Linked DNA regions of Homo sapiens: regions 2, 3 and 4 are each linked to region 1. The links are chromatin contacts, found by Hi-C or POLR2A ChIA-PET in ENCODE. All regions are on one chromosome and are shown on one strand. The core of a region is the stretch at or near the end of the contact, and the rest is flanking DNA. Distances in the headings are between cores, read along the strand shown. Region 1 overlaps LOC105376218 (a long non-coding RNA gene). Region 2 overlaps PALM2AKAP2 (PALM2 and AKAP2 fusion). Region 3 overlaps PALM2AKAP2 (PALM2 and AKAP2 fusion). Region 4 overlaps PALM2AKAP2 (PALM2 and AKAP2 fusion).

Region 1 (7,361 bases), core at 2,869-5,368:
AGGCTGAATGAGGAAGTGGAAGAGTGAGCCATGCATTCTTCCTGTCTCTCTGAGTGAGGTCATTCAAAATGGCAAGGGTGTAAAGACGAGGGAGGCATTCATTTGCCTTGCCACTTGACTACATGGGTTGGAATATTTGATGGTAAATGCACATACTTAATCATACTCTTTTTTAAACACTACATTTAAATTCTAATTTACTATTAAAATATTTCCAACTTAAATCAGTAATGCCTTAATTTTTCTTATGGAGAAGAGTGTGTGACTTACTCTTCTTGTTTACTTTAGTGCATTATGATGGACTGAAATACAAAACAATTCCAAGATCAACTTAAATATATTTTTCTTGTTTTGGAAGCAGAATAATAATAACAAATTAACTAATCTAGAGAAATAAATATGTTCAGTAGAGAGATAATTGCATTTGCTTGGGTAAAATATTTTGGCTTGCTCAGTATCACATGTATACAGCTGTATTTCTAAAACAACTTTATTCATAAATAACATTTCTTTAAATATTTATTGATAATGATATGGCAATCTAGTATACTATGACTTTAACCTCTATAGATTCTAAGATCAAATATGTAAATGAAATAAACATACATCTATGCATATTCAACTAGGAAGCATTGTATTGAAACACTAATGATAGTATTAAGGGTTGAATTTTATTTTCATTTTTTTACTTTTCTATATTTTTCCAAACTTTGAGAATGAGCACATAGAAAAGAAAACCAATTAACATTTTTATATATGAGATAGAGCAGAAAAGATAATGACATTGTTCAAGAGAGAAATAGTAGATATGGGTGTTCCATAAGTTTCTTGCTAGCTTTAAAACTAATTTTATGAGTTCTCAATTGTACTGTCAAAAAATATATAGATTTCAATCCAGTAGAGATTCAAATAGAAATATCTGTCAAATATTCTTTCTTAATAGATAATTAATGAAAAAGCATACAATATGACTGTCATAAAAGGTGAATGCCTTTCACCTCATGGGCACTTACGTATCTAATGAATCCATGAACTGGTCAATGAATAGAAACTGAAGTTTGTGTATTAAAATCCTGTCTCTGCTGCCCTCCAGTGGCTTAACTCTGAAGAACTTCAAAAGAGAAAATCAAGTGCCATCTATTCCCAGATCCTTATTTGTGGTGAGTATGAATGCTCAGGTGTGTGAGCTTGGGATTTTTCCTGGACAGTTTTGTATTTGTCCTATTAGATATTACCTTGGTATATCAAGACCAAATTCCCAAGACTAAATGCATTACCCATCTCCTCCCACCTGCAGAAGGGTAAGCTGGAGCAACTGCCATAAATGGTGCCAATAAATACTAGCATTTGTTCGTGGACAGTTTATAGAGACTTTTCAATTGTGTTATCACAGAAAACTCCTAGTAAGAAATAGTGGTGATAGCAATTGCATCTCGTTTATTAGAAATTTCTCTGATTCCCTTTACAAAGTGGGTGATGGTGTCAGTGTTATCTTTAGGTATGAAAACCCTATGAACAGCTTATAGTCTAAAACTTACAATGTGGTGCTGTAGAAAGATGTTAGCTTAGCAGCAAACATCATCAATAAATATCTTCTGCAATCTGGTAACCATTAGAATTATATATTTTTTATTGCCCTGGACTATGAGAATTACATTCTGAATTCATTTGGTATCTTGTGTAGGCATAGGAGAAAACCTTTTTGTATCTAAGAAAATGGGGTTTTTGACATTGACTATCACCTGTTCCCAGATCTCCTAGGACTCAGACCTCAGACCTCACACCCCTGAAAGCTGAAACCTCGGGGGTTTCAGATAGTGATCTCTAATTGAGTTCTTGTCTAGATGAATTCTTAAAATATTTTACCTTTCCCTGTTATTGTGGTTCTGGAATATTCTTTTGGTTTTAGCCAAGGAAATCTCTCAATTTCTTCAAAAGTTTGCTACTGTGCCTCTAGGTGGTACAATTATTTCCATCTTTTTGCTCATTTGCAGCCTGTCTTTTTGGATTATAGTCTCTCACTACTTAAGCAATTTCTTCCTTTTCTGTAGTATGTCTCATTTGTCCTTCATAATAATGAATGTCTGTGTTTTTTATTCTCAGGTAGATTACTGGAATTTTACGTATATTTTATTGGTGTTCTCATGAATGCTTGGATTTAACAATTGTACCATTTTCCAACGTTCTATGTCATAGTAATTTTGCAACTTGTTTTCAATTAATAATATGTTGAGAATAGTGTACATAAAATGCATTTTAGAACTAATCCTAAGATAAAGTGTCTCACCAAAGCATATTTTATAACAATAAAGCAGTAGAAAAAATAAGTTAACTAAATGTCCAACAAGTGGAGATGTATTATATAAATTCAGTACCATCAAAAATGTAATATTACTCAGTAATTAAAATTATATTTTATTTAAATGTTCATTGGCTTGTGAAAAGTCTATAACATACCAAGTAGAAGTTAAAGTTATATTTTGTAAGTTAAAAAAATTTTAAAAGGTGAGAAGTATATACAAGATTTTTCCCATTTTTTTAGAAATGGATATGCATGTGTATATTGTATGTATGTTTATATGTTATGTATATGCACACAAAAATGCCTAAAAGGATATGAGTTACTAATAGTGATTTTATCTTTGGTGTGGTTGTCATTATTTAAATCTAAAATAAAAAAAATCTTAACTCCATTATCCTTCATGAAGCCCTTAATCTAATCGAATAGTTCCTTAAACTCTAGCATATACTACTTTTATGCTGTTGGTGGGACTGTAAACTAGTTCAACCGTTATGGAAGTCAGTGTGGCGATTCCTCAGGGATCTAGAACTAGAAATACCATTTGACCCAGCAATCCCATTACTGGGTATATCAAAGGACTATAAATCATGCTGCTATAAAGACACATGCACACGTATGTTTATTGCAGAACTATTCACAGTAGCAAAGACTTGGAACCAACCCAAATGTCCAACAATGATAGACTGGATTAAGAAAATGTGGCACATATACACCATGGAATAATACTATGCAGACATAAAAAAGGATGAGTTCATGTCCTTTGTAGGGACATGGATGAAGCTGGAAACCATCATTCTCAGCCAACTATCACAAGGACAAAAAACCAAACACCTCATGTTCTCACTCATAGGTGGGAATTGAACGATGAGAACACATGGACACAGGAAGGGGAACATCACACACTGGGGCCTGTTGTGGGGTGCGGGGAGAGCGGAGGGATAGCATTAGGAGATATACCTAATGTTAAATGACGAGTTAATAGGTGCAGCACACCAACATGGCACATGTATATATATGTAACTAACCTGCACGTTGTGCACATGTACCCTAAAACTTAAAAGTATAAAAAAAAATAAATTAAAATAAACAGCTGAAATGAAAAAAAAAAAAACTCTAGCATATACTTTCAGTTTCCTAAACACTCTCATAAATGTATTGTAGTGCAATAAAATCTAACACATTATAATGCCATCTTTATTCTATCATCTCCTATCAGTTCTTAGTGGAATAAATTTGAGATCAGAACAGTAAGATAATTCTATTGACCAATGGACATTACTGAATCGGGGGAAATTCCAAAGTGGAAATGCACTGTGTCACACGTTTGTTTATTATAGTTGCAGCCTCAGCATTCATAAGTTGTTAGGAATCCCATAACCACTTAGGACTGACATAAGTTGTTTGAATCCCAGTCATACCCCGTCACCTTTGGCCTAGTTAAAACTCCCCCTTCCTGCGAGGTTGTTTGCAAAATAACATGCTTATGCCTCATACCACTGATCCAAAACCCAATGCATCCCACCATTGCCAAGCACAATAACACCTAATGGTCAACACCAGAGCTCTAAAAATAAGTTCCTCATTCACACATGTTTTCTTTACACTAGCCAATCCACAACTTCCGCAGGAAAAACTAAGGGATAGTGCCCGTGGCTTTGGTCCTTCCTAAAGACATAGCCCCACAGGTTCCCCTCCTCCCCATCTCATTGCCCACCCACTGGTTGAGCTTCCTGCTACCACCTACAGATTTCCCCATAGGCCTCACATTGGCACCCCCAACCTCTCTGGAACCGGTGAGTAATAAATTGCTTCTGTTTTATGCATTTTGGTTTCACAACCTCACTGAGTCTCACTTGGCTGACATACTTGAGGCTAACTTTCCCCCTATCAGGGCTCTCCTAGGGAGTGTCTATCTCGGCTTATGGCGACTCTCAAGAGAGAGATCACAAAAACAAAGCAGACAGAAATGATAACAATAGAAATCATAACACACTGCATTGGAGAAGTACAGAGAGTTTTCTTCAGACCTCTTAGGTTCTGTGGCTGGGTCTGAGAATTAAAGTAACAGAAGACATATTAACAAGAGAAAAACATACAAGTTTAATTTTTTTCATATGTACACGGGAGTCTTCATAAGGAAAATTAAGACCTGAAGAAGTTATTAGGCCTCAATAGTTATATATCTTTTTAAACAAACAACAATAAATTGTGAGGATGTGACAACAAAGAGGCTTGGGCCAAAGGCAGTAAATGTGGGACAGTGACTAGGAAATATATGGGAGAGACTAGTGGAAGATAAGGACTATTATAATAGATTTGTTTGTACGATTGATTTTGGTGTCAACTCCAAGTCTCCAGTGATAAAGATGGTCTTCTCTTCCTGGTACAAGAAGGGCATCTTTTTCACGGGAAATTTTATGGCCTGCTTTTAGATAAAAGGTGTTCAAAGCGTATTTTCTGTATCTGCTGATTCTCAAGTGTCTCCAGCTCAAAATAATCAATATGCAAAACAATAAATTTGGGGGTGACGTGTTCTGAACCCCTTTAGAAGAAAAATACATCAAGTTTGGTTAATAGACAAAAAATAAAACAAGATAAATAGATAAATTAAAAAGACATTTGTCATTGAGATTTATGGAGAGACACACAACAAAAGGCAAACAAATTGACCAATCTGTGGAATGCCTTCCATTCCTGTTGCAACAAAAGTAGACAAATAACACAATAATAATTTGACCTGATAGAATTAAAATTTTACCAAAAGCTGAACAGAGCATATAACACTCCCAATTTTCCTGGCAATGGGGCTGTCATTTCTATAATAATTACATTTTAATGAGGATAAAACATATCCAAATAAGATAAGCAATAATTAAAATCTGAGTCACATGTGTTCTACTTAGTTCCACTTTAAGGAAAGATCTGAAGAGGAATTGAGAGATTTTTGTTGCAGGCCAAAAATAAAGTTATGAGAAAATAATTTGAGTGATATAAATGAATGATAAAATTAAGCCTTTGTTCTGAAGAGCCTCTGGGTATCACACAACTGTGTTTGTCCCAGTGTCTTTGATGGTGATAGCCACATTGTCTCACCTGTTCTTCCCATCAGCATTTCTGATTGGAGAAAATGAAGACTAGAAAGTGGCAAAAGCTCATTCTTTCAGTGGCCTGAGAAACCCAGTAGCCATAATGAAAAATGTTGACAGATTTTAACTATATAATTACTTAAATACTCTTTCGGGATAATGATGGTTCATAAACAAGATTAAAAAGGCAAATAATAGAGGAAAATGTTGCAACACATGAATCATGAATTAATGTCTTAAATCTTTCAAATCAATAAGGAAAGGCAAAACTTGACTGAAAAGTGAACAAAGGATGGAGCAGGCAATTCATAGGAGTAATGCAAATGGTGTAGGAACACAAAAAGTAAATCATCTTCTCTGGGAACCCTAGAAATGCACACTAAAACAAAAATGAAATTCTCTTTTACTCCATCAGTTTAGCAGTGGTGTAAGCACAGAGGCATTCTCATCTGTTGTTACTGAGAGGCAAATTAACAGAGCCTTTGGGAAGGCAGTGTTACACCCTCTAAAAATATTTAAAATGTGAAAAGCTAAGACAGCAATTTCACTTCAAGGAATTTAATCTCTAAAACTATAATGCACACATATATACACATAAGCAAACAGGATAAAAATATTTATGTATGAAATTGTTCCCTGTAGAAATATTTGTGTAGCAGTCAAATTGTAATCAATATAAAGGATGAAATAAATTATAATATGTGCTTATTACTAGTATGCTGCAATGCAATGTTTCCACTTAAAATGGGTTAGAACTATGTGTACAAACATTGAATGATGTCTTTAATATAGTTTGAGTTCAAACATGTTGCAGTTATGTATATGTTATATATGTATGTATATATATGCACATTAAATCATATTTTAAAAATAAATTCAGATGAGTTGTATGATTAAGTTTTCTGTCTGGGTATCACCATTTATTTTTCTGTTATTTATTAAACTGACCTTGGACAAGTGACCTGACTCCATGTCCTCCATGTCTAAAATGGAAATAATAATTTGGTGAGTCTTAAATGAATTAATAAATGTAAAACAATTAGAATCTAAGTGTAAAGCCTGGCACAGGGTTAAACTATATGTGATGTCTATTATTATAGTATTTTTGTTATCTAAATTGAATGATTTTAACCCTTCTTACAAATAATGTTTTCTCACATAGACATTATTTTTTCTTTTTTTCTTATTAATAGAACCCTGACCTTGTTTTTTATCCATGCACTTTTGTGTATCTAAGTGCTTAAGAGGAAAATAGACTCATTTCCAGTCTCATCAATTAAATCTTGATTAGTTTAAGCCAGTGATAAGCCGAAATGTGAACATTTTAGGTCAATGAGATATGACAGATAATTACCTAGATTTCTGGAAAGAATTCTGGGATCTTGAAAAGAGGCATAAACAAGAGACTGTCTTTTCAAGTTTTGTTTGTTTGTTTGTTTTATATCTAGATGTTGGTTTGTAATGATATGAGGCCTGAAGCTGCTGCAGTTATTTTATCCCTGTGAGGGAAATTAGCACCCACAGATGATGATAAACGGAAGAGATAAAAAGAATCTGTGTCTTTGTTGACATTGCTGAGCTACTGAATTGATCACTCATAGAAGGCCTTATTATATAAGATAATAAATATTGTTTTTCAAAAACTATTTTGATTGGGATTTAAATGTAAAGAACACGTCTCAATAAATATATCCATAATCCTGATACTTTGAAAAATCTATCATCTTCTATTCCTCTGCCCTCACACCCATGCCTTCCTCTATCTTCTTGAATATATGAAACATATTTATAATAACTTATGGATCTGTTCCCCTAGCTTGATTTTTCTCATATGAGTTATGCTTATATTTTTCTCTTGAGTTATATTCATATTTTCCTCTTGAGTTATATTCATATTTTCCTGCTTCTTTGCATTCCTGATAATATTTAATTGGATGCTGAACACTGTTAGGTGCTTGATTTTGTTGTATTCC
Region 2 (7,361 bases), core at 3,112-5,611, 740 kb before region 1:
CCCATAAAGGACACTCAGTCACCTAAGACATTTCTCTGTAGTTGAACATAGCTTAGTTCTCACTCACAGAATGACATTTGAATAGTTCTAAAGGCTCATTGCAAACATGAGCACCCTACGGTGTTACAAAGTCCCTGTGGATTGGCTGGCATGGCTCTGCTGATAGGGCTGAGCTCACCTACGTGACTCTAATCTGCGTGTTGCCTGAGTCCACTCTTGTTTACCCTGCACTAACAGGCTAACCATGATGCTGTCTCTTTCTGGCAATGGGAGAGGTACAAGAGGGCTGAGCAGAAACAAGGCCTAGGCTCAGACTGCCCACAAGCCATCTGCCAAACCAAGTCAATGAGCAAGCCCAAAACCAAGGGAAGAGACAGCCAGCCAACTTTTAGTGGAAGGAACACAGATCAGGGAAGGGTGAAGAATGGGGATGAATAATTCAGTTTTCCAGGAGCATGATTGTTGAATTGAAAACTGCAAGCATTCAGGAAAATGGACCGGCATTAGGGAAACTACAGAAAAGACATTTAAAAAGAAAGAGGACTGGCTGGGCACAGTGGCTCATGCCTGTAATCCCAGCACTTAGGGAGACCGAGGCAGGTGGATCACCCGAGGTCAGGAGTTCAAGACCAGCCTGCTCAACATGGCAAAACCCCATCTCTACTAAAAATACAAAAATTAGATGAGTGTGGTGATGGTCGCCTGCAATCCCAGCTACTTGGGAGGTTGAGGCACGAGAATCGCTTGAACCCGGGAAGCGGAGGTTGCAGTGAGCTGAGATCATGCCACTGCACTCCAGCCTGGCAACAGAGTGAGACTACATTTCAAAGAATAAAAATAAAAATAAAGAGGACTAACTAAAACAATGCAAGAATGCAGAGAGAAAGGAAGAAGAGAGTAAGAGAGAATATGAGTGACTTCAAGATCAAATTTGCGATCTGATCTTTATATAATAGGAATCTTGAAAACTATAAGATCAGATGCAGAACCATTAAATAAAGGCATTTTAAGGGAAATCTTCATTACTCAAGGCAAAACATTAATCTGTAGATCTTTAGATTTGGGCCCCCTAGTCTAAGTCACCCCCAGCAATCAATTAGATTCTCCTAAAGAGATACATAAACTGGTTGCAAACTATAAAGTATATTAGTACAGTTGTGCCCTGAAGGTATTTTCGTCCTTGTTGTTGAACTAAGAATAGCTTGAAGACACTGAAGGAGGAATAGAGAATAGTAACCAAAGAACAAGGAACATTTCTACAAAGAAAGACTAAGGGAAATTGGGCCATTTAGTTTAGATAACAAAAGGATAATGGTATCATAACTCAGAACTTCAAGTGTATGTAGGATCTAGGCCATGTCTTAATTCTTTATGTGCAGGCCATTTTGAATATGGCAAAGACTTCAAATAAAGCATGCAAATTTCTACTTAGATGTCTATTTCCCTAGATACCTCCTAGAAGAAAGAACATAATCACCTTTTAATTCTTATTCTGTGATTCTTTACAGTGCCAGTAACTGTACAAGAAGTTCCAGGTTTACAGACATGTTTTTTTCCAAAATGTTATTTATAAATTGGTGGTGGTTTGGAAGGGCGAATGTTGTTCCTCTGCCAGAATTATTATATGTGGTGCTTAGCTTTTGAGGGCAGCCCACGAAGAAGGAAGGAATGGAGGAAGGAAGGATGGAAAAATGTAACTAGAATATTAAACCCTGGGCATTAGAATCACTTGGGAAGGTTTTTAAAAATAAGAATTACCAGGCCTCATTCTAGGAAATTTGGATTTAGTGATCCAAGTAAGGAGTCCTGTAATCTGTTTTTTAAAAGGGTGTTCCAGATAATTCTGTTGTATGGTCAGGTTCAAGAATGATTGCAGTAAATGGAAAAAAGGATAGACCATAAATGAAATCCCATTTTAATACCTAGAAACCCCCCAAGGAGAGTGGGAAGTAAATCATGTTTATAAGAAAACTGGCTTCACACACAAGGATAAAGGACAACCCAACCCTTGATTCAGACTGTTTCTGAGCCTTCCTACTTTGACCCAAGGATATGTGAAACCTGCTTTGGGGATTCCTGTAGGTGAGAGTAGCTCTGGCTTAGAGCTGAAGTCTCTCCTCCATAGGCCCCACAGTAGAGCTAAGCTTTCATTTGAAGTGGATTAGAAACAGCCTTGGTTTACCAGGCTAAAGATGATCCAGGTCAGGAAAACTGTGTGCTTTACCAAAGGCCAGAAAATTCTACCATTCTTCCAAGATTTCTTGCTAAAATTCAAAGTAATGTGGTCTTGAAGGGGTGACACCAAAGCAGCTGCAAAGGAAGAGGAAAACCCGGCTGCCACAGTGGAGAAATAGATTGTCATTCTTTTGCACAGCTTTTCCCTGGGTAATGTCAGGATTATATTTTTGGCTCCCTGGAAACCAGAATTAAAATAGGCTAAATAAGATTGGAATTGTTGAAAGCAAAATCTGTAGACGTTTCCTTTTTTGAATTTTTTGAATGTCCACATCTTCTGTATGCTTTGCTTCTTTTTGGAGTGACGTATTGAGAAAGCCCAAGAGATTGTTTCTGGCTTGGGCCCATTGCCAGCCATTGTCCGTGCCATTATTGTGTGTGGTGGGTCCCTGGAGGCCACATGTGGACCTCGGGTTGATACTTTCGGAGATTGTAGGTAGTTCGAGCCACACTAGCCCTGTTTACTTCATGTCTGCCCCAAGCATCAAGTCTTGTTGTTTACCTTGTCACTTTCCCACTTAAGATTCTCTTTCATTTCACTGGGTTTTACTAAAGTGTTTGAAATACAGGGTTTTTAACTTCCTTTGATTAGTGAGAAATATGGGGAAAATTTATCTCCCAACCTTATCAGTTGGGGGCAGACCAACCCCAGTGAAGATGAGAAACTTCATGGAGTATTAAATGAAAATGGGATGAGCTGTCACAAAGCCAGGATGTTAATTCTAGCTCTGCTGATCATTTGCTGTGTGACCTTGGGCAAGTCTTTTGCTCTCTTCAGTCTCAGTTTCCTCATATCTTCAGTGAGCCATCTCTCGGGATCTTCCAGCTCTGGTATTCTGAGTTTCTCTAATTTGAGGAGTTGGTTAGAGATCTCTTTTCTCAACAGTGTACCTGTTCCGAGAAATGTTACTGTTATAGAAGGAAGTGGTTTTGGAAACGGGTCAGAGTGGAGGAAAGAGGTTGAGTTCTCAAAAAACTAAAGGCTAGGTATAAGTAACTGATTCATCACAGAGATGACTAATTCATCAGAACAGCTGTCTGTTCTAAAATATGTCACATCAAATATTCATTGAATAAAATATTGAAGTCTCAACTGCTAACCTAGAGAGAGCCAAGCAGCTTTTAAAAAATCAGGATAGAAGTGTACTTTTCATTTCCACATTGGACCTGTGATTCTCTGAGTACCTGTGTGGGTCTCTGGTAAATACCAGAATTCACTTAATTTTCCATATTGTTAGGAGGCTCAAAGCCAAAGGCGTAGAGACATTAGGCATAAGCATATGTATCTTATTAAGCATCTGTATGTTATGTTGTGGGGTTTGGCAACCAAGAAGATGACAGTTACTTACAACTGTTCTAGAAAAGGCAACCACTGAAACATTCATTGAAATCACAAAGGACACTTGCTTGAGATTCATTGTGTTCTTCACATTTGCTATTTTTAACTCCATGATTCACTGTTCTTTTGAGCAGGGAGGGGAACACTCCACAGTGGCATTCCACATCTGTGCACTTCCAGCCGGGGTCCCCACCCCACGTTCAGCCACATTTGCAGCCCAATTATTGTTTCCATTCTTTTGTTTCCTTCCAAAATAAAACTATATATGCTATGTATACAGTAAACTATATAGTAGTGTCTCTATATTGTGTAATATTTCCTGTTTTGTCACTCCCTTCTGGGTAGCGGCCTAGCTTTTCTGCCTCCATTTAATTCATTAATTTTCTAATTTAAGCCTTGTAATACTCCCATGAGGTAGTGATGATGATGATGATGATGAAGAGAGAAGAGAAGCACAGGAGGTGAAGTAACTTGCTGCCCCCCCCTAAAAAAATTCAATGGAAGGACATACAAGATGAATGAAAAATAATTTTAAAAAAGTGAAAGAGCAAGTATTTGAACTCAACTCTGCCTAATTCTAAAGCATGTTCTCAAAAATCCCAACAGAAGTTGTTATTTTAAGCTAAATTTTTTTGAGACCTCTGATATTGAGTGAAATTACACTAACGTGCACCTCGTGATGTAGGAGGAGGGACAGGTAATGTGATTCTCCCTCCTCAACCTCCACACATGCTTCTTCAGAAGGCGGTGCATCAGACGCACCATGACTCTGGAGGTGCCGGTCTTCAGCCTATTGTGGGTGGTCATCATGATGGTGAGACTGCCCCCTTCAGGTTCTTTCATGAAGTGCAGGTTTCATTTTGGGCTTGGCTCCTTTCTGTCTCTTTTGGAAGCCCTTTGTTCCTGATTGCACTTTCTAGCCTGTGTACAGTCTAAACCTCTGCGGGAAACAGTGTGTGCTTCTGAAAAGGGCTCCAGCATAGCAAACTCACTAGAAAGCCGGACCTCAGAGCTTGACCAAACTTGGCTGGAGTCCTAGTTCTGTATTTACAAGTTGTTTGATCTTGGACAAGCCATGTAAACTCTCTGGACTTAAGTGTCCTCGCCTGTACATTGGGGAAAACTATACCCACCTTGCAGTGCTGTTGTAATGTGTAGAGGTCAGGTGTGTTTGTGAAGTGCCAAGAACAGCAGGTTGTCAGTAAGAATAGTGCTGTTGGCTGGGCACTGTGGCTCATGCCTGTAATCCCAGCACTTTGGGAGGCTGAGACAGATGGATCACCTGAGGTCAGGAGTCCGAGACCAGCCTGGCCAACATGGTGAAACCTCTTCTCTACTAAAAATACAAAAAATTAGCCAGGCGTGGTTGCAGGCGCTTGTAATCCCAGCTACTCAGGAGGCTGAGGCAGGAAAATCACTTGAACCCAGGAGGCGGAGGTTGCAGTGAGCCGAGATCGCACCATTGCACTCCAGCCTGGGCATCAAGAGCAAAATTTTGCCTCCAAAAAAAAAAAAAAAAAAAAAGAATAGTGCTGTTCTTATTGTTGTTTCTTCCATCCCCCTACAGCAGAGTTTCTTAACAGCTGTGCTATTGACATTTAGGGCTGGATAGTTATTTGTTGTGAGTGGCTGTCTTGAGTATTGCAAGATGTTTAGTAGCATCCCTGGCCTCTACCTAGTGGCTTCCAGGGGCACCATTGCCCTTTCCCAGTCATGATAATAAAACATGTCTCCAGACATTGCTGAATGTTGCCTTGGGGGACAAAATCTCTCCAAGTTGAGAACTACTGCTCAAAAGCCTGGCATTATGTGTATTGATACTAAGATGAGAATCTCACCACCGAGTAGTTCCAGAATACAGAACCCTAAAAAGATTTATGAAGATAACATTAGTGATTCTCAGTGCAAAATGACAAAGTGTTTCAGTTACTTGAAAATAAAAGGCTTCTCTTATGCACTGAGCCATGAAAGTCTGTTCAGAGTTAAAAAGAAATAGTTGCTTTTTTGGTTTTTGCATTCAGTATTGTGCTGCTTTTGCAAAGGCAATAATTTTATGACAGTTCATAAAACCATGGAATCTTAGAGTATGCATAACTGACATGTTATGCGGATCAACTCCTATCTGATTCTTGAATTTGCAATGAACGTAATGAGTGGGAGTGAAAAAACAGTCTCTCCCCAAAGCCTGAAAGTGACAGGAAACTCATTTACTTGCAAAATAAAACCCAAGTATATACTGGAACAACTCTAATTATTACAGAGGATCCTCCTTTGGGATGAAAGTTTTGTTCCCTGCAGCTCCTACCCTCTCTCTGGTCCCTGCCCTATCCTCCAAGGACCACACAGAAAAAGCCCTCTTCACTGACTGAAAAAATCTAGATGCTTAGGGTTTGTGGTCAGCTTTGCAAGCTGGCACAGGTAAGGGAGGAAACACTCTGAAATTGCAGTGCAGCATTTCAACATTTCATGTGTGTTACTTAGCAACAATAGCAGGAGGCCTGCCAGATGTACCAGAGTCATCGTGCCTCGCTCAGGTTTTGTAGGATCCATTATAATCATCTCATTATTGGTCTGGCAAATTGGGTTTATAGTGCCCAGAACTATGAAAATAGTAGTTGAATTTCTTCCATACACTGAGGCCATGTAAGAGCCATATTTGGGAAATACATGCATTTCCCAGCCCTCAGAACAATTGCTGCAATGGAAGGAATTCTGCAAAGTCAACTTTTTTGGTAGCCAGTTCCAGGCTTTTTGGCCTATGATTGCCACACCCCAAGTTTTCTCTCTACAAAAAGCTTTGATAATAGTCTTTTTCCAATTTTAGGTCACCTTGCATAGCCCCTCTGGCTTGTAACGTGGTCATTTCCAACCGTTCTACATTCTTGATGAAATGAAAACAGCAAGCTTCCTGTTGACATACTCTTCCACAGTTTTCATGAATTATGCATTTTGAAGGCAGCAGACAAGATGGTGTCTCAGTCCTTTCCAGCGATTCTCCAGCATGGAGGTCTTATTTGGTACATCCATCACAAGGGCCCGGAGCCAAGATGATCTCTTGAGCACAATCCCCACTTCGTGTTTCCCCTTTTCACTGTGTAGGCCACAGGGAAGAGTACTGTGGGACCCGAGGCTGCTTGATACTCATCAAGGCCCGCTTCCTCCAGCCTTCCTAGCTTCTCTTTCCCTCAGGTCTAGGCGTGGAGCCCTCCAGGACAGCGAACGGGTGATAAAATATACAAACTGTCTCTGATTATGGGATTTTGGCTCCTTAGCCAATGCATGCAAGGATGGTAGAAAAAACACTCATCTTCCTTCTACTATCCTAAAAGCAACTTCCGACATCAAGAATTTTTTTGGATCTCTCATCCAAAGGTATAAACCTTAACAGTGGGAAATTCAGACCAGGTGAGAGGAAAGGGTTACACACTAAGAGATGACTTAGGTTTGGGTAGTTTCATCAGGAGAGGTCTGCCTGCATCCTGGTTCCTGTCCTTGTTTTGGGAAACTCTTTTTAGCATACTTGGAGTACATATTCAGTTAAACTTGCAAAGTGAAGAATCAGAGAATGGAGGCCTAAATGTGATTCACCTGAGGCCACACGCAGAGTGAGGAGATACCAGTGTGCTTCCTGCAGAAGCATCTCCCACATCTCTGCCAAGCCTTTTTATCTCCTTTGAAACAGAATCTCTAATGGAATAAACCACTCCAGGGATCCTAGAGTCTTGTGTTTGTTCCTCCTATGCAGAAAGGCAAAGGAAAAAATTAAATAATATCTGAATACCGCCCA
Region 3 (7,361 bases), core at 2,614-5,113, 600 kb before region 1:
AGACATCATTCTCGATCTCCGTTTCTTTTTCTTTTAATGAATACCTGAAAATTTCTCACAAGAAAAGATTTCTTTTACCCCTGCCCTACCCCAGGAAGATTTTTCATCCATAAGAACTGAACTCATTCTGAGGAATAAATACCATACACTTTAAATAGTTGAGCAAAATAGAAATTTATTTCTTTATTCATTTTGAGGCAGAGTCTTGCTCTGTCACCCAGGCTGGAGTGCAGTGTGGCATGATCGTGGCTCACTGCAACCTCCACCTCCCAGGTTGAAGGGATTCTCCCACCTCAGCCTCCCAAGTAGCTGGAATTATAGGCATGTGCCACCATGCCTGGCTAATTTTCGTATTTTTAGTAAAGATGGGGTTTCACCATGTTGGCCAGTCTGGTCTGAAACTCCTGGCCTCAGGTGATCTGCCCGCCTCAGCCTCCCAAAGTGCTGGGATTACAGGTGTAAGCCTCTCCACCCAGCCAGCAAAATAGAAATATATTTAAACACATCAATAAACCCCTACAAATATTCTAGAGTTCTTCTCTTAATGCCAGTTCCTTCTCACTAAGGAATTTGTGAATTTTCTAGGTGGATATAACTACAGAAAATGCTTGTTTCTATCTTCTCCTTTAGGATTCCCAATTACGGAGCAGTCATTGACTTTTTTCCTTTGGGTATAAGTTGTTTCCCACCCCACATTGCCTTACATAACCATGATGTCTTTGTATCTAAATGAAAGTATTATTTTTTCTGCTCCACTTCGTTAATCAGAGAAATGCAAATTAAAACCGCGATGAGATACCATCTCACGACTGGGCATGGTGGCTCACACCTGTAATCCTAGCACTTTGGGAGGCCAAGGTGGGTGGATCACAAGGTCAGGAGATCGAGACCATCCTGGCCAACATGTGAAATGCCGACTCTACTAAAAATACAAAAATTAGCCGGGTGTGATGGCGCGTGCCTGTAATCCAAAGCTACTAGGGAGGCTGAGGCAGGAGAATCACTTGAACCAGGGAGGCAGAGATTGCCGTGAGCCGAGTCTGCGCCACTGCACTCCAGCCTGGCAAAACAGCAAGACTCTGTCTCAAAAAAAAAAAAAAAAAAAAAAGAGAGATACCATCTCACACCAGTCAGAATGGCCATTATTAAAAAGGCAAAATAACAGATGTTGGTGAGGATGCAGAGAAAAGGGAACAGTTATACACTGTTGGTAGCAATGTAAATTAGTTCAACCCCTATGGAAAACAGTAAGGAGATTTCTCAAAGAACAAAACTACTGTTTGACCCAGCAATGGATATCTACCCAAAGGAAAATAAATCGTCTTATCAAAAAGACACTCACACTCATGTTTTCTGTAGCACTATTCACAGTAGGAAAATCATGAAATTAACCTAAGTGTTCATCAGCGGTAGACTGGATAAAGAAAATGTGGCATATATACACCATGGAATACTACATAGTCATATAAATAATGAAATCATGTCCTTTGTAGCAACATGGATGCAGAAGGAGGCCATTATCCTGCAAGAATTAATGCAGAAACAGAAAATCAAATACTGCATGTTCTCCCTTATAGGTGGGAACTACTACACATGGGCATAAAGATGGAAACAGTAGAGACTGGGGACTCTAAAAGAAGGGGCAATAGAGAAAGGAGAAAGGGTTGTAAAACTACCTATTGGATACTATGTTCACTGTTTGGGTGATGGGTTCAGTAGAAGTCCAAATCCCAGCATTACGTAATATACCTTGTATCAAGCCTGTTCATGAACCCCCTGAATCTATAATAAAAAAATTAAAATTAAATAAAAAGAATTATTTTTTTTCTCTCTGTATATAACTGCCTGGAGCTCATTAAGCACAGACTCCCCCTCTTACATTTAGCTATAGCTATTCCTACTTCTAATAGCTACTTTATATATCCTTGCAATATCAGCTATTCCTGCCTTTTGCCTGAGAAAACAAAATATTCTGTTAATAAAACCTGATACACTGACACTTTTCAAGGGAAATATCAGCAGAAATTACAAAGATAGTTGGGTTTCTTCCATATTGCTCTTCTTGTGATAAAGGTGTCTATTTTAGTATTTATAAATTTTCTTTCTGAAAAAGGAATACAATGTTTTGAAGGTGCTTGCTTTCTCTTTGCCTTCCATTTCCCTTGCCATGATTGTAAGTTTCCCGAGGCCTCCCAGTCATGCTTCCTGTTAAGCTTGTGGAACTGTGAGTCAATTAAACCTCTCTTCTGGCTGAGCATGGTGGCTAATGCCTGTAATCCTAGCACTGTGGGAGGCCGAGGTGGGTGGATCACCTGAGGTCAGGAGTTCAAGACCAGCCTGGCCAACATGATGAAACCCCATCTCTACTAAAAATATAAAAATTACCCGGGCGTGGTGATGCATGCCTGTAATCCCAGTTACTTGGGAGGCTGAGGAAAGAGAATTGCTTAAACCCAGGAGGTGGAGGTTGCAGTAAGCTGAGATCACGCCACTGCACTCCAGCCTGCATGACCAGAGTGAGACTCCATCTCAAAACAAAAAACAAAAAAACCCTCTCTTCTTCATAAATTACCCAGTCTCAGGTAACTCTTTACAGCAGTGTGAAAATGGACTAATAAACCTGTGAATGTGACTTATTTGGAAAAAAAGTCTTTGCAGATACAATTAACAATCTTGGCTGGGCACGTTGGCTCATGCCTGTAATCCAAGCACTGGGAGGCTGAGGTGGGTAGATCACTTGAGGCCTGGAGTTCAAGACCAACCTGGCCAACATGGTGAAACCCTGTCTCTACTAAAAATACAAAAAAATTAGGCATGGTGGCACACGCCTGTAATCCCAGCTACTCCGGAGGCTGAAGCACGAGAATCATTTGAATTCAGGAGGCAGATGTTGCAGTGAGCTGAGATCACACCACTGCACTCCAGCCTGGGTGACAGAGTGAGACTCTGTCTCAGAAAATAATACTAATAATCTTGAGATGAGAGCATCCTGGATTTACCAGATGGGCCCTAAATCCAATGACACATGTCCTTATAAGAGACAAAAGAGGATACTCATATACACAGAAGGCCATGTAAGGGGACTGAGGCAGAGGTTGAAGTTATGCAGCCCAAGTCAAGAAACACGTGGATCCACCAGTAGCTAGAAGAGGCAAGGAAGGAGTCTTCTCTAGAGCCTTTGGAGGGAGAGGAGTGCAGCCCTCCTGACACCTTGAATTGGAACTTTTGGCCTCCAGAATTGTGAGAAAATAAATTTCCGTTGTTTTAAGCCACCAAGTGTGTGGTAGTTTGTTATGGCAACCCTGGGAAATGAATGCACTCAGATTCTGCCAAGAATCACACCTATGCTTCTTGAGTGCAAATGCCATAGAGGCTGATAAACCAATATTACGAAGATCCACATAATTTTCTTATTTTACTCTACTTACCCTTATAAATTGTTTTTTACCTGTTCTTGTTTTGGGAGAACCACTAACTTTTTTCAGCCTATATTTATCATCCTTCACTGGAAGAAAAGGGTAGCTGTATCTCAGAATAGCTTCTATTTTATATCCTATTCTGTTTTGTTGCTTGTCCAGACATTGAATTTAAAAAAAAAAAAAAACAGGTATGGATCAGTATTTCTTGAAATGCCTGACCCTGAGAATCACCTGCAGCAATGTAGAAAACAACAATAACACAGCTTGCCAGACATCTTTCAGAATTCAGATTCAGAAGACCTGGGCTTGAGAATTAGCATTTTTAATAAGTGCTCCAAGTAACTTTCATGATTAGTTTCAGAAAATCTTGTCTTAGCACACCACTAATGCAGTCTGGGGGTGGCAATGTGAGCCCTACTATTGCTCTTGGCTCTCCAGTTGTCCAACCAATCTGAGGCAGGATTTGGATACTTCCCTATTCAGTGCCCTTTGATTACTTCCCATTTCAACACTGAATAAGCCTCAGGCTTCCCCTGCCTTCTAGACTTTCTTACTCTTAACTTCAGTTTCATTTTTAGCATTGTCTTTCACTGTGTCTCTCTCTGTACCCATTCTTGCCCTCTTTATCCGGTCTACTTGTAGCCTGGATACTGTAGCTTTCTTTTTAAAAAGCTGAGTTGAGCTTTGCACGGTGGTGGGAAGATTGCTTGAGCCCAGGATTTCAACCCTAGCCTGGGCAACATACTGAGACTCCATCTCTAAAAAAATAAATGAAAAGATCAAGCTGATAATATCCCTCTGCTAAGGCCCTGCTGGCCTTCCCATGGCTCCTGGAACAAAGACCAACTCTTGCAGGCACTGTGTTTTTTAAAAGCCCCTGGCTTTCATTCACTTCTCCCTTGATCTTCCTGCTCTCCCTCTCTCTTTATATTCACATCTTTGGCTCAAATATTCCCTCCTCCAGTGGCACATTCTTTTCTTTTTTTTTCTTTATTTTTATTTTATTTTATTTTATTATTATTATACTTTAAGTTTTAGGGTACATGTGCACAATGTGCAGGTTTGTTACTTATGTATACATGTGCCATGTTTGTGTGCTGCACACATTAACTTGTCATTTAGCATTAGGTGTATCTCCTAATGCTATCCCTCCCCTCTCCCCCCACCCCACAACAGTCCCCGGAGTGTGATGTTCCCCTTCCTGTGTCCATGTGTTCTCATTGTTCAGTTCCCACCTATGAGTGAGAACATGTGGTGTTTGGTTTTTTGTCCTTGCAATAGTTTGCTGAGAATGATGGTTTCCAGTTTCATCCATGTCCCTACAAAGGACATGAACTCTTCATTTTTTATGGCTGCATAGTATTCCATGGTGTATATGTGCCACATTTTCTTAATCCAGCCTATCGTTGTTGGACATTTGGGTTGGTTCCAAGTCTTTGCTATTGTGAATAGTGCCACAATAAACATACGTGTGCATGTGTCTTTATAGCAGCATGATTTATAATCCTTTGGGTATATACCCAGTAATGGGATGGCTGGGTCAAATGGTATTTCTAGTTCTAGATCCCTGAGGAATCGCCACACTGACTTCCACAATGGTTGAACTAGTTTACAGTCCCACCAACAGTGTAAAAGTGTTCCTATTTCTCCACATCCTCTCCAGCACCTGTTTTTTCCTGACTTTTTAATGATCCCCATTCTAACTGGTGTGAGATGGTATCTCATTGTGGTTTCTTTTTTTTTTTTTTTTTTTTTTTTTTGAGATGGAGTTTCGCTCTTGTCACCCAGGCTGGAGTGCAATGACGCCATCTCAGCTCACCACAACCTCTACCTCCTGGGTTCAAGCAATTCTCCTGCTAAGCCTCCTGAGTAGATGGGATTAACAGGCCTGTGCCACCACGCCCGGATAATTTTGTATTTTTAGTAGAGACGGGGTTTCTCCATGTTGGTCAGGCTTGTCTTGAACTCACCACCTCAAATGATCCACCCGCCTCGGCCTCACAAAGTGCTGGGATTACAGGCGTGAGCCACAGCACCCAGCTCCAGTGGCACTTTCTAACAAGCATTGCTTGTTTCACATTCTCATAGGACCTAACAGCTCTCCTTCATAGCCACTCACATCAATAACCATAGATGTCGGGCAGGTGTGGTGGCTCACACCTGTAATCCCAGCACTTTGGGAGGCCAAGGTGGGTGGATCGCTTGAGACCAGGAGTTCGAGACCAGCCTGAGCAACATGACAAAACCCAGTCTCTACGAAATACAAAAAAATTAGCTGAGTGTGGTAGCATGTGCCTGTAGTTCTGGCTACTTGGGAGGCAAGAGATGGGAAGATCGCTTGAGCCCAGGGAGATTGAGGCTGCAGTGAGCTGTGATAAAACAAAAAATAAAATAAAAATAAAAATAACCATAATTTTCATTGCATAATATCCAGTTGCCCTTGCTACAATATCATTTCCGTAAGGGTCATTTTTCTGTTTCATTTTTTACTTGTTAGAGGCTCTAAATTGTAGTTCTTTTTTTAAATAACACAACTTTATTAAGGATAAAATTTGCATGCCATATGGTTCCCCCAGGTAGGTATATGATTCAATAATGTTTCATAAATTTACTAACCATCACACAATCCAGTTTTAGAACACACACAGTTTTAAATAATTTCCATCATTCCAATAAGATCCCTCATGCCCTCCTATAGTTAATCTCCATTCTACCCCATCCCCAAACAACCACTCATTCCTTTCTGTTTCTATAAATTTGCCTGTTCTGGACATTTCATATAAATGGAGTCATACAACATGCAGTGTTTTGTATCTGGCTTAGGATGATGATGATTTTTTTTTTTTGAGGTTTATCCACATTGTAGCCTCAATCACTATCCCTTTCACTCTTTTTAATGCTGAATAATATTTCATTTAATTGATATGCCAGGCTGGGCATGGTGGCTTACGCCTGTGATCCCAGCACTTTGGAAGGCCAAAGTGGGTAGATCACTAGAGCCCAGGAGTTGGAGACCAGCCTGGACAACATGGTGAAACTGTGTATCTACAAAAAATACAAAAATTAGCTGGATGTGGTGGCATGCATCTGTAGTCCCAGCTACATGGGAGGCTGAGGTGGGAGGCTCACCTGAGTCTAGGAGGTAGAGAGTGCAGTGAGCTGTGATTGTGTCACTGCACTCTATCCTGGGTGATGACAGAGTATGACCCTGTCTTAAAAAAAAAAAAAGATATGCCAGTGTCTTGGGTTTTTTGTTTTTTTTTTTTAACAGCCCAGAGGTCTTTTATTTATTTATTTTTTAAACACCTATTATGCCATGAATTCATAGGGAATAGGTTCCAGCAGTTCAGGCTCCTTCCCATTGGTTCTCACAAAGTGTGCTTCTCTGGGTGGAGCAGGCTGGCACTTCAGTTGAACCCAGGTACCTTTCTCTTTGGCTTCTTTCTTTTTCTGATCATTTTCCTTCACACATTTCAGGAAGCTATCTCGGCTCAGAGTGCTTAATGTGCTCAATATGCACATTAATTCTCTTGGCAAGAATCTTGCCCTTAACTTGTTTGTTTACAATACCAACAGCATGCTGGGTAACATTGTAGACTCTTCCAGTTTTGCCATGGTAACACTTGTGGGGCATTCCTTTTTGAACAGTACCCATTCCCTTGATGTCTACAATATCACCTTTCTTATAGATTCGCATATACGTGGCCAAAGGAACAACTCCATGTTTTCTAAAAGGCCTAGAGAACATATGTCGGGAGCCTCTCCTCTTTCCCTTTGTGTTCGTCATTTTGGCGAATTACTGGAAGATGGAGGTTCCGCCCGAAAGGCTTTTTTTTTTTTTGTTCCTTCACAAGTTGATGGATTTTGAGGTTGTTTCTACCTTCTGGCAGTAAGTATTCTTGCTATGAATAGTTGCTGCTTTGGATAGTCACATGTAAGCCT
Region 4 (7,361 bases), core at 1,686-4,185, 570 kb before region 1:
ACCCACCTCCTCATTCCATTGTATTGGGAATTAGTCTTCAAAATATGAATTTTAGGGAGACACAAACATTCAGACCCTAGCAGGGACCCTGGAAAGGATTCTCATTGTGCAGAGTATGGATAAACAGTGATGCTAGGGCAGTTTTTCCAGGGTTGTCAGAAAGGGCTGAACTAGAAGTTTCCCCACTGTGCCTGGAGTGCCCTGGGTTGGTTGAGTGTAGGGTTTCGAAGATAATTTTGTCAGGACTCTTTAGTTTTTAGTCTTTTATGAGTTAGAAGAGTGTGCATATGTAACTGCCACCATACCACAGCAAGTTCCAGCAAGAGAGAGGATTCCTCAGGTGGCCATCCTATCCAAACTCCATGGCTCTTTCCAGGGCGTTTGTGGGAAACCTGTGGGGCTAGGACTGAGCTAGACTTTTTCAGTAGCTGAGACTGGTCCTGCAGACCCATGAAAGGTGCCATGCCGTCACCCAGTAGGGGGCAGGGAGGGACCCTCATTTGCCCCTCTTCCCGCCCAACAGTTGCCTGACTTCAGCCTTAATGCATAGCTCATCCAGAGTCCTCCTGAGCTCCCACCTGGTGAGGTGTGTGTAGAAGGTGTGAGGAAGGCCAAACCACATTTTCCTGGCAGTGGTTAACTGACCGTTTTCAGCCCGCCTCCCAGTGCAGCTGACTGCGTCAGCTTACATTACCGTGATGTCATTCCCATGGTGGGATAATATAGCATCTTACTTTGTCTGGAGTGGTGCCTCCCATAAGTTTTTTGATACCGCCTACAAATGGAGAAAGACATCATTGTTTAGCCATTTTTATTTGGGTGGGTTGGAGGAATGACTTTCCCAAAGGAATAAATCTTAGTTAATATTCCAGAAAATTCAAGTACTTTTCAACCCTAATTGAAAGGCACTCTGTGTGCGTGAATTAAAATCAAGGTGGAGTCCATGTGCCATGTGCTGTGTGATTCTAAAGCCATATTTTAGCTTGGCCTATTAGTATTTTGCATCAGAACATTTTATACTTGCAAAGGTTAGCAAGAATTTTCCTCAGACACATTACAGATGAGCAGAATTTATTCATTTTGGGGGAAAAAATGAACAGACTGTATTTGGAAACTTAGATCATATCCAAAGCACTTGATGATTCCTGTTTGGAATCATTTTTCCTTCAAAGAATAGTTCAGATCAGTGTTAAATGCAGGGCAGAGATGGACTCAAGAGTGGGAGGCATTGCTTTTGAATGGAATCACAATGTGTATATCATTTTAAGTATTATTTTTATGGTATGTTTCATTATCAAAACCATCTATAGCCTCCAAAGGATGACAGGTGTTATAGTGTGAGTGGCGTAGAGGGTGTTGAGATAGAGGAATGAAAAGAGAAGAGATCGTTCCCTTTCCACTCACCATTCATAGAGGAACTAAGTTTTACCTTCTAGGGAATTCCCTGTAATTCCCAGGGACGCCTTGTCCTTGCGGTTCCCAGGCAGGATGGTAGGAGGAGCTAAGTGGGAGGGAATTAATATTTCTTGAGTGTCGGCTGGTAAGTTGGTTGCTTTACCTCCACTTTTTTAGAGACAGGGTCTCTCCGTGTCACCCAGATGGAGTGCAGTGGTGTGATCATAGCTTACTGCAACCTTGAACTCCTACCTACACTATTTTACTTAATCTTTATAGTCACCAGCATTTTTCAAATGGAGATACTGAGACATTTGGAAGTCACATAACCATCCAGGGGTCCCACAGCTACATAATGTCAGGTCAGTTTTCCTACCCAGCTCCTTCTCTGTTTTTTTTTTTTTTGTTTTTTTGTTTTTTTTTTTGCAACAGAGACTCGCTCTGCCATGCTGGAGTGCAGTGGCGCCATCTCAGCTCACTGCAACCTCTGCCTCCCCGGTTCAAGCGATTTTCCTGCCTCAACTTCCTGAGTAGCTGTGTCTACAGGCGCGTGCCACCACGCCCGGCTAATTTCTTGTATTTTTAGTAGAGACGGGGTTTCACTGTGTTAGCCAGGGTGGTCTCCATCTCCTGACCTCATGATCCGCCTGCCTCGGCCTCCCAAAGTGCTGGGATTACAGGTGTGAGCCACCACGCCCAGCCCTCTCCTTTTCTTACTAAACCAGTGCTGTAGGGGCTTGCTACTCCAAGTGTGGTCTGGGGACCTGCAGCATTCCTGTCATCCAGGAGCGTGTTAAAACTAGAGTATCCTGAGCCCCATCCCAGACCTACTTAATCAGAATCTGCATTTTAGCAAAATCCCTAATGAGTCCTGAGCATGTTACTGTGTGAGGAAGCTCTGCTTAGAGGAGGAAAGTCTGACAATTACAACTATGCATCCTGGCCAAGACTCAGGACTTGAATCCATGGACTGGACCCGAAACATTGGTCTATCTCAGTGAGGGAGGAAGGGTGCTACTAGAATCTGATGGGTAGAGACCAGGGATGCAGCTAAACGCTCTATAACACACAGGACACCCCCTTCCACCAACAAAGAATTATCCTGCACAAAATATCAATGGTGCCAATGTTGAAAAACCCTGGTCTAATTGTCTAGATGTAGAATTCACATCCTGTAGATATGTTTCGTAGCCTCAGATGTATGCAAATCTCTAGGAAGTAGATCTTAAAGGAGTTGATACAAATTGCAGTGTGCTATGCAAATGGGAATATTTTTATTGGGACTTGAAAAGAGAAAAAGAGCTTAAACTGAAGCATGAAAGATTTCCATTAGAGTTTTGAGAGTGTCAGACTCTCAAACAATAATATCAGGGATGCAGTGGAAAAGTTTCTAAGCATGTACTGAGTACCCACCATTGAGGGTGCTACAAGGCAACATTCCCTCCCATTCCCAATCCTGCCTGGCAACAGTGCCTTCTGTTTCTTCATTTTATTCCTAAGACTTGCCCTGGCCTTTGTCCTACCTTTCCGTTCTCAAGCAGGATATGCTGGGTCAGTTGTGCCACCTGGAGGCTGGGGGAGGAACGCAAATAATGAATAATTGGTAAAGGGAACCAAAGCGCTGTTTCTACCATCTTTTCCTCCCTGCCTGCGTGGATCCACACCTCACTGTTTCTTACTCAACTCCTTCAATGCCACGACACTGTAGCCACTTCCACTGGTGGACACATATCCTCTCTCCCTCCTTCCTTCCCATTCTCTTTAGATCCTGGCCCAGAACATCTGAAAAGATCTGTCCTCCCTCCCCTGTCTCTCTCCCTTTTTTTCTTCTCTTTCTTCCTTTTCTGAGCTGAACAGCAACCTGTATCAATACTGGGAAGTAAAATGAGTATGCTTATTGTATACTGATGGAAAGTTTTTTGGTTTTTTTTTTTTTTTTTTTTGAGATGGAGTCTTACTCTGTTGCCCTGCTGGAGTGCAGTGGTGCAATCTCGGCTCACTGCAACCTCCGCCCCCTGGGTTCAAGCGATTCTGCTGCCTCAGCCTCCCTAGTAGCAGGGATTACAGGCATGTGCCACCACGCCCACGTAATTTTTGTATTTTGGGTAGAGACAGGGTTTCACCATGTTTGCCAGGCTGGTCTCAAACTCCTGACCTCAAGTGATCCGTCTGCCTCGGCCTCCCAAAGTGCTGGGATTACAGGTGTGAGCCACCGCGCCCAGCCGATGGAAAATGTTTTGAAGTGAAATTATATCCAATAAAGAGCTCCTGTCATTCATCCAGTTGTGAGAGTCCCTTTGAGAGTTGCCAGAAATGTCTGCTGTCTTGTTTTTACTCTTAAATTAACTTGCTCTTTCTCGAAGTACAGAATTCTAAAACAGAGTTGGTGTTTTTGTTGTTGTTCTATTATGTCCTCCTGCTTTCTTTAGTTGTTGGTACTAGAATAGTCATTTTCTACTACTTTTTCATGGACATTATCCTTGAAATAGGTTATTCTAGACAAGTTTTGGAACCCAAACTGGATTTAAGACCAAGGCATTCCAAGAAAAATAAAATCTTTTTGCAATTTCTATGCATCATCTTTTTATAACTTTCATTCTCCTTTGCAAAGGAAATGTGGGGCTGTGGATGTGAAAGGAGGTGGGGGCAGTGACCGGCCAGCTGCAGAACATTCAAGCCTGGCCTTTGGACTCAGAGACTAGGGCAGAAGAAGCCAGAGTGCTAGGCTTCTGGCCAGAGTGGAATGTGTCTTCCCAGGAGTGGGAAGCCTGTGTTTTTCCACCTTACCATCTGATCTGCTCCAGAGGGCTCTGCATTAGAAAAATAGGGAGCTATGGGGAATGACTAGGGGGTGGAGATCATGAGAGCAGTGTCTATGGAGGATTATCAGTTATGCTCAGAAAGGGAAGATTTGGCACCTGGTCATCGATTTTTAGTACAGTAATTGTCTTGAGAAAAGTATTTGAGAATCAATATTAGAAACAATTTTTAAAATATATCAGTCTTAAAGGTACATAAATGAGAGGAAGAAAATCAGAGATCAGGGTGTCTGCAAGATGGTCTACTAGGCTTTTTATTATTGTAATTTGTGATTGAATGCCCTCTGTGGGGCCAGGTATTTTGTTTTTGTTTTTGTTTTTGTTTTTGTTTTTGTTTTAGATGAGTCTTGCTGTGTTGCCCAGGCTGGAATGCAATGGTGCGATTTCGGCTCACTGCAACCTCCGCCTCCTGTGTTTAAGCGATTCTGTTGGCTTGGCCTCCCAAGTAGCTGAGACAACAGGTGCGCACCACAACATCCGGCAAATTTTTGTATTTCTAATATTCACCATGTTGGCCAGGCTGGTCTCGAACTCCTGACCTCAAGTGATCTGCCCACCTTGGCCTCCCAAAGTGCTGGGATGGGCCAGGTAATTTTATTTTAGCCTGACAACTACTCTTTGGGGTCCTTGGATAGTTTTTAATTCCATTTTGAAGATGGAAAAGTGAGATGAATTGGTCAAGGTCAGGCCCACAGGCCCTATTTTTTTCCCCTTGCATTGTTACTGTGCTGGGTGACAACTGGTGCTGAGACAGCTGCTGTCTCCATCACTCTCATGAGGAAAGAGGGTCAACAGGTCCAGGAGTTTTTGTTTGTTTGTTTGTTTTAGATGGAATCTCACTCTGTTGCCCAGGCTGGAGTGCAGTGGCGCGATCTCGGCTCACTGCAACCTCCGCCTCCTGGGTTCAAGCCATTCTCCTGCCTCAGCCTCCCGAGTAGCTGAGACTACAGGTACATGCCACCAGGGCTAGCTAATTTTTGTATTTTTGGTAGAGACGGGATTTCGCCATGTTGGCCAGGATGGTCTCCATCTACTGACCTTGTGATCCACCCGCCTCAGCCTCCCAAAGTGCTGGGATTACAGCAGGAGTTTTTACTCTAAATATTAAGTTAAGCTTACAAGTTAAGCTACTTGTAAGCTGTCTGAAGGTCTATTTCCCTGACTTTGCAGTTCCTTAATTTTGAAGGCAATCTCTGCCTGTATGTCTTCTTCCTTAGAGACCTTTGTCCCGTTAAGGTAACCTCCTCTCCCAGCCCACACCTTCTAAAGTACCTTGTCACGTCTCATGAACTCCACAAGGGTCCTCTTGGGCATGATAATGTGTGTCACCTCTTGCAAGATCCACTAAACCCTCTTTGCCACAAGTTATGCTTTTCAAAGTCCGCCTGAAAATATGCTAACAAGAATCATTGTACAACTGACTTGCAAATACTTGAACAAATACAAATTAACAATTACTGCAGCTTTATGAAGAATGCATCCAAACCAAGGACAGAGTGGAGGAAGACATAATACAATGTATGGGTACAATTTAATAAAACCTTGAACCTTTAACATGGGCCCATTTTCATGCATGCATTGTGATCAAGTTTTGTTCAGAAGGGTGTAACTTAACTTTGAAAAAAACTATACATTTTTATGTGTTTTCAGTGAGTTTAACCTTCCATAAGCACAGATACTCTGTTATAAAAGTGAGTTTAAGCTGCTTCTTGATAATGAATGTTGACTGAAAGTCAGGCCCTATTTCCAGTGTCATATGTGGATTGTCATATTTAACCCCCGTAACAACCTTTGATAGAGATACCATTATTTTATATATATATATAAAATATATATATTTATTTATATATATATGTGTGTGTGTACATATATATATGTGTACAACAGGTACACACCACCACGCCTGGCTAATTTTTGTATTTTTAGTATAGATGGGGTTTCACCATGTTGGCCAGGCTGGTCTCGAACTCTTGAGCTCCAGTAATCTGCCTGCCTCGGCCTCCCAAAGTGCTGGGATTATAGGCATAAGCCAACATGCCAGACAAATATTATTATAATTTTTTGTTACAGATGAAGAAACAGACACAAGGGTTTAGGGCAAGGGTACACAGCTAGTGGCAAAGCCAAGCTTGGAATCCCTATAGGCTAGTGGTTAGAGACAGTCTCTTAATCATTCCTGTTTTTACTATGCTGCCTTCTTAGTGCTTAATACAAACTAAGCTTGTTGTCTCCTTTTACTATGGTTGGGGGTATAAATCTCAGTCCATAAACAAAGGCTTACAAAAAAATAGCATTAAAAAAATTTTATTTTAAGTTCCAGGATACATGTGCAGGACCTACAGGTTTGTTACATAGGTAAACGTGTGCCATGGTGCTTTGCTGCACCTATCAACCCATCACCTACATATTAAGCCCTACATGCATTAGCTAGTTATCCTGATGCTCTCCCTCCCCACCCCCTCCAAGAGGCCCCAGTGTGTGTTGTTCCCTTCCCTGTGTCCATGTATACTCATTGTTCAGCTCTCACTTGTAAGTGAGAACATGTGGTGTTTGGTTTTCTGTTGCTGCATTAGTTTGCTGAGGATAATGGCTTTGAGCTCCATTCATGTCTCTGCAAAGTACATGATCTCATTCCTTTTTATGGCTGCATAGTATTCCATGGTGTATATGTACCACATAAAAAATAGCATTTTAAAACTTATGTAAATTAATTTTATCTCCAAGCCTTCAATCTGTCCAACTATAAGAAAATGTACCCCATTATTTTTAGACACACCCACCCTAGGATTACCTGCAGGACCTAAGGTTTTAGAATGTGCTAGGTTGTGGGAAGTGGTCCATCCAACACCTATCTACAATGGTTTCAACAGTGATTTCTAGCACATGTGTTATATTAGTTTGCTAAGGCTGCCATAGCAAAGTACCACAGCCTGGGTAGTTTAAACAACAGAAATCTATTTTCTCATATAGTTGTAAAAGGAAGTTAAATTTTGGGACCCCAAACTCATTTAGCCAAAGGGAAAAGTCAAGCTGAGAACTGGGTCACGCAAACCTGCCTCCCCTCTTTGGTTCCTAAATAAGATGGCTACAAGATGAAAAAATACCTGCCTTCCCTATATTTTGCCCACAGGGAAATTCCTGGTGAGC

The links. A loop is a pair of places that touch in the nucleus more often than their neighbours do. ChIA-PET counts read pairs that join two places held with the same protein, here RNA polymerase II (POLR2A). Pooled maps may share reads with other maps.
Region 2: a map of endothelial cell of umbilical vein shows a loop between it and region 1 (3-fold over the local background). The contact joins two enhancer-like sites. A Hi-C loop is called at or near these places in 4 of 168 maps with a recorded cell type or tissue (GM12878, HepG2, endothelial cell of umbilical vein and 1 more), 7 of 37 single-sample maps with no recorded cell type and 6 of 50 pooled maps. POLR2A ChIA-PET finds 5 or more read pairs at or near these places in 1 of 52 experiments (PC-9).
Region 3: a pooled map shows a loop between it and region 1 (3-fold over the local background). The contact joins two enhancer-like sites. A Hi-C loop is called at or near these places in 1 of 37 single-sample maps with no recorded cell type and 1 of 50 pooled maps. POLR2A ChIA-PET finds 5 or more read pairs at or near these places in 1 of 52 experiments (activated T-cell).
Region 4: a loop to region 1 is called in a pooled map, with 4 times the contacts of the local background. The contact joins two enhancer-like sites. A Hi-C loop is called at or near these places in 1 of 168 maps with a recorded cell type or tissue (HepG2), 2 of 37 single-sample maps with no recorded cell type and 7 of 50 pooled maps.

Annotation. Positions count from the first base shown.
Region 1 is chr9:110,622,558-110,629,918 of GRCh38, forward strand. LOC105376218 (a long non-coding RNA gene) reads left to right here. Exons shown (of 3, transcript XR_007061731.1): 3 at 1-2,585. Among named protein-coding and RNA genes, the nearest start is that of MUSK, 43 kb to the right of the region's middle. RefSeq lists enhancers at 3,830-3,999, 7,013-7,182. Within about 2 kb of position 4,119, at least 2 of the 41 ENCODE cell types and tissues checked have a DNase peak (open chromatin) inside an H3K27ac peak, as active enhancers do.
Region 2 is chr9:109,883,635-109,890,995 of GRCh38, forward strand. All of the region lies in intron 3 of PALM2AKAP2 (PALM2 and AKAP2 fusion), which reads left to right. Among named protein-coding and RNA genes, the nearest start is that of PALM2AKAP2, 110 kb to the left of the region's middle. Within about 2 kb of position 4,362, at least 7 of the 41 ENCODE cell types and tissues checked have a DNase peak (open chromatin) inside an H3K27ac peak, as active enhancers do.
Region 3 is chr9:110,018,153-110,025,513 of GRCh38, forward strand. The region is part of intron 7 of PALM2AKAP2 (PALM2 and AKAP2 fusion); the gene reads left to right. It also overlaps the pseudogene RPL21P87. Among named protein-coding and RNA genes, the nearest start is that of C9orf152, 190 kb to the right of the region's middle. Within about 2 kb of position 3,864, at least 2 of the 41 ENCODE cell types and tissues checked have a DNase peak (open chromatin) inside an H3K27ac peak, as active enhancers do.
Region 4 is chr9:110,055,581-110,062,941 of GRCh38, forward strand. The region is part of intron 7 of PALM2AKAP2 (PALM2 and AKAP2 fusion); the gene reads left to right. Among named protein-coding and RNA genes, the nearest start is that of C9orf152, 150 kb to the right of the region's middle. Within about 2 kb of position 2,936, at least 6 of the 41 ENCODE cell types and tissues checked have a DNase peak (open chromatin) inside an H3K27ac peak, as active enhancers do.